Linked DNA regions of Homo sapiens: region 2 is linked to region 1. The links are chromatin contacts, found by Hi-C or POLR2A ChIA-PET in ENCODE. All regions are on one chromosome and are shown on one strand. Each heading gives the region's core, a stretch centred on a gene start or an enhancer-like site at or near the end of the contact. The rest is flanking DNA. Distances are from core to core; before and after follow the strand shown.

What was found. A loop is a pair of places that touch in the nucleus more often than their neighbours do. ChIA-PET counts read pairs that join two places held with the same protein, here RNA polymerase II (POLR2A). Pooled maps may share reads with other maps.
Region 2: a map of dorsolateral prefrontal cortex shows a loop between it and region 1 (4-fold over the local background). The contact joins the promoter of SOCS7 here to the promoter of MRM1 in region 1. A Hi-C loop is called at or near these places in 1 of 168 maps with a recorded cell type or tissue (dorsolateral prefrontal cortex) and 5 of 50 pooled maps. POLR2A ChIA-PET finds 5 or more read pairs at or near these places in 2 of 52 experiments (BJ and Caco-2).

Annotation. Positions count from the first base shown.
Region 1 is chr17:36,600,038-36,603,018 of GRCh38, reverse strand. It overlaps MRM1 (mitochondrial rRNA methyltransferase 1), which reads right to left and starts at 1,436. Exons shown (of 5, transcript NM_024864.5): 1 at 667-1,436; 2 at 373-466. The coding sequence starts at 1,208. DHRS11 (dehydrogenase/reductase 11) reads right to left here. Exons shown (of 7, transcript NM_024308.4): 7 at 2,215-2,857. The coding sequence ends at 2,816.
Region 2 is chr17:38,350,465-38,353,445 of GRCh38, reverse strand. SOCS7 (suppressor of cytokine signaling 7) reads right to left here and starts at 1,602. Exons shown (of 10, transcript NM_014598.4): 1 at 414-1,602. The coding sequence starts at 1,393. It overlaps LOC124903991 (a long non-coding RNA gene), which reads left to right and starts at 2,450. Exons shown (of 2, transcript XR_007065738.1): 1 at 2,450-2,528; 2 at 2,721-2,981.

The DNA of each region.
Region 1 (2,981 bases), core at 187-2,686:
ATCCTTTCAAGCTGTGCCCTATTCGAGGAACTCAGGTCTCCTGTACGCAGCTCCCCACAGCTGAACAAAATGCATTTACTGAAGCCCGACCTAGTAGGCAAATAGACACTGAGGCTGACTTACAGAAGAGGCAAAGTGGTGCATACCTGGGGAAGGGGTGCAGGAAAGGGTATAACGCTAGGAAGAATTCAGCTAATGCTCCATTTGCCGTTTTAAAAACTCCAGGACCCTTCCATCCCCAGAGGGATTTAGAAGGCCAAAGGAAGCGGTGCCAACATGCCCCTTTCTCTCCCTCGCCAGGGGCTAGCTTCGTCCCCTTGAAGAGGCTGAGCTGGGCTCACATCTGTTCCTTCCCCTCTTGCCCCTCATTACCTGTAAAAATCCGGTGAGGTCATCAGTGGAGAACACGTCCATCACCTCCATAGCCCCCGCGCTGGACTTGCTGACTACTGGAGTGAGCGGGCAGCTGCAAGGTTTCCCCGTTCCCCGCATTAGGCTGGGCCATCTCAAGCCCGGCTCCCTACCCTCCCAGGGCTCCCAAGGGCTAGGGGGATGAGAGTTCTGGGACAGGTAAGTCTGGCTAAGGGATCACCCAAGGGCCAAGGTGCTTAGGAACTCGGCTGCGTCTCCAAGTTGGGGCACATAGAGAATGAGGGACGTCCGTGCCTGTTTCTCCGGCTGGTGATGACCTTATCCACTCCGAGGAAGTGTGCGGAACGCAGCACAGCCCCAAAATTCCGGGGATCCTGGATCCCATCGAGGACGAGCCACAACTGCTGGGGGTCGTCGCCTGGGCTCGCCTCCCCGGCCTCTCTCCAAGGCCGGGGCCGCAGCGGGCTCACCTCCATGCAGACACCCTGGTGGACCTGGTAGCGGCACATTGTGTCCAGTTTCTGCCGTCTGGGCCGCAGAACTGGAATGTCCCGCGCCTCGGCCATCCGGAGCAGCTCGGCCCGCTTCCCCTGCAGCCCAGCTTTACCCGCCTGGAGCAGGAGCCGGGCCACAGAGCGGCGGGCGGCCTGCAGAGCCAGGAGACACGGGGTCATGCCAAACAGAAGCTCCAGCCGAGAGGTCGGCACCAGGTCATCCAGCAGCAAGCGGCTTAGCTCCTCCCCACCAGGCCGCTCCCCATGCCGCGCTGCATGGGAGAAATGACGGGTGACGAGGCGACCCCAGGTCGCGCCCCGGACGGTCGAGAGCAATGCCATGGCGCAGCTCCCGCCAGGGACTCGATGCCCCTTGCTGCGTCCCCGGGAGCGGTAACCCGCGCCGCAGTTCGCTCCCAGGCTCCCAACACCGAGGTGAAGGGTACTCGACAGCCGTCTCCGCCGAGCTCTCTCGGACAGGAACAAACAGCCCCGATTACCCACAACTGGACTACCGAGCTACGACCACCCGCTCCCAGGCTCCCACGTGGGTCCCTCGCTTCCGGGTTCGGGAGCCCGCCCCTCCCCGGCCCCTTCCTGACGGTGTTTTGCGCATGCGTGGCTGCCAGGCTGTCCCCCACAGCGCCTCCCTCAAGGCTAGAGGAGCGGCGAGCTGAGCTGGCCGTACTACCGGCTGCGTCCTGTGTTCCTCGAGGTCCCAGGAGGCCGGGGACCGCATTCACCCACGCACCAGTGAAGGGCCCTTTAAGGAGATGGGTTGGCCTTCCTGGTCAACCAATTCAGTCTTGTTGCCTCCCTCCCCACATCCCGGCGCTGGTGATTTTTCCCAGAACTTCTCACTAGCCCATCACCAGCCAGCAGGACCCCAACAGTCACTTCCTATCCCGGGCCGCTGATTCTCTTCCTAAGTGACTCTGAGCCTGTCGTGTTCCTGCTGACAAGCTCACTAACGCCCCCGTCCCACAGGTAATGGCGAGACTCTTGCGCAGCACTCAGCCCCCCAGCGATCCAGGAAGGCAGGAAGGAGCTGCCTCTTCAGCCCCATCTGGCTCCTTGCTCCTGTGCTTAAGTTCTGAGCTGTTCGCACAGCACTGCATGCTCTTCCAGACCTCTCAGCCTTGCACACCTGTCTTCGCTTTGTCAAACTCCTACATGTTTTCAAGGCCCAAACAAACCCATTCCTGCTACCTAAGGTAATCCATACTCCCATGAGTGAGGCCCCCAATCCACCCACCTGGGACCTACCTGGAAGAAATTCTGAGACACAAGCACCCCTGATCACAGAGAAGGGGAAAGAATGGAAAGACACTCCTGAAGCCAAGGCAGATTGGTTGCGATTTTTCTTTTTTAATGATCACCATGAAATCCACTGGGCCAGGCCCTGGTGTTCTGCTGCCATAGTCAGAGTCAGAGTGGAGGGATGACCCCAGGAGGGGACAAGAAGCCAAGACTGGGCTGGGGAGCCGAGAAGGAGATAGATAAGGGGGAGAGGGTGCAGTGGGGCAGGCAGAGGAGGAAGTCTGGAGCCCTGGATAACAACACAGATATAAGGTGAAGGCCTCCCTCTGCCACCCCAGCCCTGAGCCACAGACGTTGAGGTGCAAGAAGATGGGGATTTTGGCCACAACTCCTTTCCCATGTCAAAGGGAAGACACTGAGAGCAGACAAAGGCCAAGTGCCCAGGGGCACAAGAACAAGTTAACAAGTAAAACAATTAGGGACACCACCTCCTTTCCCCAGCCCATTTTTCACATTTACAACTGAAGCAATTTGACAAGATGATATAAAAATCTCAAACAAATTTTCTAGCCCCTGGTCGGGGTGTGGACAGGAAGTGGTATCCCGTGATCCAGAAATCAACACCTAAAATCCAGAGGCAGGAGGCAAGCCATGAAGGGTGGGGAGGGAAGGAGGAGCTCCCACAGTCACTAGGTCACCTGCTCCGTGGGCCTCATCTGGATGTCTCCAATCTGTGGAAGGTACAAGGCATGAGGCAGCTGTGACACTCTCCCCTGGCCCTGCAGGGCTCCCTGCTCCCCTCCTCTGGGGCTGGTTGGGTTCCTCCAGTGAGTAGACAGTCAGGGCCAGACTCAC
Region 2 (2,981 bases), core at 353-2,852, 1.8 Mb before region 1:
TGCGGTGCTGGTACACAGAATAAGCAAGGCGGTCAAGGTGCAACACCAGCTTTTTGCCCCAAAGGCCAAACACTTCCAGCAATCTCCCTTCCAGGGACAATGGCACACAGCCGCCTTGGAAAAACTTAAAAAGCCATGCCAGGATGGGGATGGGAGGATGGTCTGAAACCATCTTCCAACAAGACAGATGCAAACCAGCTGAGAAGTGTCACGGAGTGTGCACTCTTTAAGAGTGAAAGCTGTTTCCACAATTAGCGCTGACCTTATGCGAGATGTTACCACCTTTGGTCCCAAGTCTCTGCCTCCTCCTGAAGACCCTATCTTAAGAACTGTCAGGATCGCGATAGCAATAGATAAAAAGGGAAACCAAACAAGAAAAGGAAGTTTGTCGGCCAGCCCCCGGCCGGTCTCACCTCCCCGCGTCCAGCTCCCGGCCCGCAGAGCCTCCCATGTCTGTCAGGCTCGCAGCTGAAGCAGCCAGCTCTCCAGAAGGCCTCTTGCCGGTCCCATCCCCACCGCCGGAGCCACCGTTGCAGCTCTTGGTGCGAAAGAGGCGACTGAGGCGGATTTTGAAGGAGCCCTTCCGAGAAGGACCCGCGAGTGGCCGGAGGGGCCCGGGAGGAGGCGGGGGCGGGGGAGGTTGCTGCTGCTGCTGCTGCTGCTGCTCCCCTCTACTCAGGCGCCCCAGAGGGACCAAGTCCTGCAGCGGGAAGGGCACCGGAGGTAATTCAGGGCCTGGGGGCTGCAGCAGAAGCCGGCCGCCCCCTCCTCCTCCGCGACCCGGGCTGCTGAGCTCCTCTTCCGAGCAGCTGTTAGTCTCCAGGCTCTCGGCCTCCGATTCCAAGCCCTCCAGGACCAGCAGCGCGTCGCTCGTTTCCGTGGGGTCCTCCCCGGCCTGCGGGGCGGCAGCAGGCGGCTGGGGCTGCGGAGGGGGCGGCTGAGGAGGACACGGACACGGGCAGCAACCCCCACCGACTGTCTTGACCCCCGGCCCCGCCGGCTGCCCGAGCCCCAGAGCCGCCAACTGCGCCTCTAGTCCAGCCGCCGGGCCCCAGGTCCGCTCGAGCGCCAAGCCCGGCGGCAGGGCCTTGGGGTCCAGGGCACAGCGGTGCCGGGGACACAGCAGTTCCGAGGGTCCCGGCTCCGGGGCCGCCTCCACGTCCTCCTCCTCCGGCGGCCGACCCACGTTGCGGAACACCATCAGCTGCGGCGGCCGGGAGCCCCGCGGGCCGGGCCGCGCGAGGAAGGGTGGCGGCGGGGGGCCATGGCCCGGGGGCGGTGGCGGAGGGCCTGGCTCGGGGGCCGCCTCTCCATAGCCAAGGAGGCGGCTCAGGACGCGGTACGAAGCGGCCGCCGCCGCCGCCTCGCCATCCCGGAGCTCGGCCTCCTGCATCGGGGAGAGGGAGGGAGGGCGGGCGGCTGGGAGCCGGGCTGGGGTGGGGACTAGGCCGGGCCCCGCCGGAGCCCCGCCCGCCGCGGCCCCCGGAGCGACAGCGCTAACGGCCGCCGCGGCCTCTGCCTCATAGAGGGGGGCGGGGGGCGCGCGGAGCCCAGCGCGAGCCCAGGCCGCGCTCCGCCACCGCCGAGCACCGCCCCCAAGCCGACGTCACTTCCGGAAGGGCTTAGCCACGCCACTTTCCCCAGGGCGTGCTCGCGCTGGCCTCCACGGCGAGTGACGCCGCGCGCGCCCCCGGCCCCTATTGGCGGTGAGCTGTCTGTTGGCTGGCGTTGGTCTCTTTTCCCGGTCCTTGCTTTTCACTTCCTGGGCGCCCAGGCCCAGGCCATCCCATTCGGTAGAGTGGAGAGGCCTTGGAAACCATGGTCTGGTCCTGGGAGCGCGCCGCTGGCCTTGGGAGCACATATGGTTCTGCCATCTACGCCGCTTGCGATGTGTGACCTTGGCTGAGTCATTTCATCATTAATCTGTATCTCCGTCCGCCTGGCACCCAGTGAATGTTTGTGGAATCAGTACATGAATCGTGTTCTAGACCCAGTGCTGTACTGATAAATGTGTAACAACCAGCTCTCTGGGGGGAGAACGGGAATGTATGCACATATATAGGTACAAAAATTTGTCGTTAAGTTTTACTGACATAAAGGATGTGTAGTTCACAATTTACAATTAATAGTAAATTGGCAAATTCCATATAACTCTTTCTCACAGAATGCTTTCATTGATTTTTGCCAAACTCTTATATGGGTAGCCAAACTGTGATTGCAGTTGACCTAGGAGTGTAATTGTAAAGGTGAATGTTGGTTGATAAAACTGAAAAAGACAAAACTTAATTGGATTGTCAATGATGGGAGCAACTTCTTTGCTGAGTCAGAAAACGGTTTCAAATACTGGAAGAATATTTACTCAATTTTTGTGCTATTCATAATGTAACGGCTACAGACAACACATTAAGTTTTTGCTGTTGTTGAGATGGAATCTTTCTCTATTGCCCAGGCTGGAGTGCAATGGCGCTATCTTGGCTCACTGCAACCTCTGCCTCCCGGGTTCAAGCAATTCTCCTGCCTCGCTCCAGGTAATTTTTTGTATTCTTAGTAGAGACAGGGTTTCACCATGTTGGCCAGGCCAGTTTTGAACTCCTGACCTCAGGTGATCCACCCGCCTTGGCCTCCCAAAATGCTGGGATTACAGGCGTGAGCCACCGCGCCCACGCCCGGCCTTCTTATCTTTACACAGGGATAAGGATTGCAATTTTGCTTGCTTGCAGGCATGTTGTGAGGATCAAATAAGATCAAGCTTTTTGTGTGGAGGAGGTGAGACTGGAGGCAGGGAGCCCATTGAAATAGTCCCAGTGGGAGATATTGAGAGATGCAAGGGAAAAGGAGGAAGGATCAGCTGCAGAACTCAGTGACTTCTAATACCTGAGGGTGCATTGAGGGGAAGAGGGTGGAGGGTTGAGTCCTGCAACCAGAGGGACCTTTTCAGAATGGAAATGTGTTCATAGCCTGTGATTAAAATTGTTCATGGC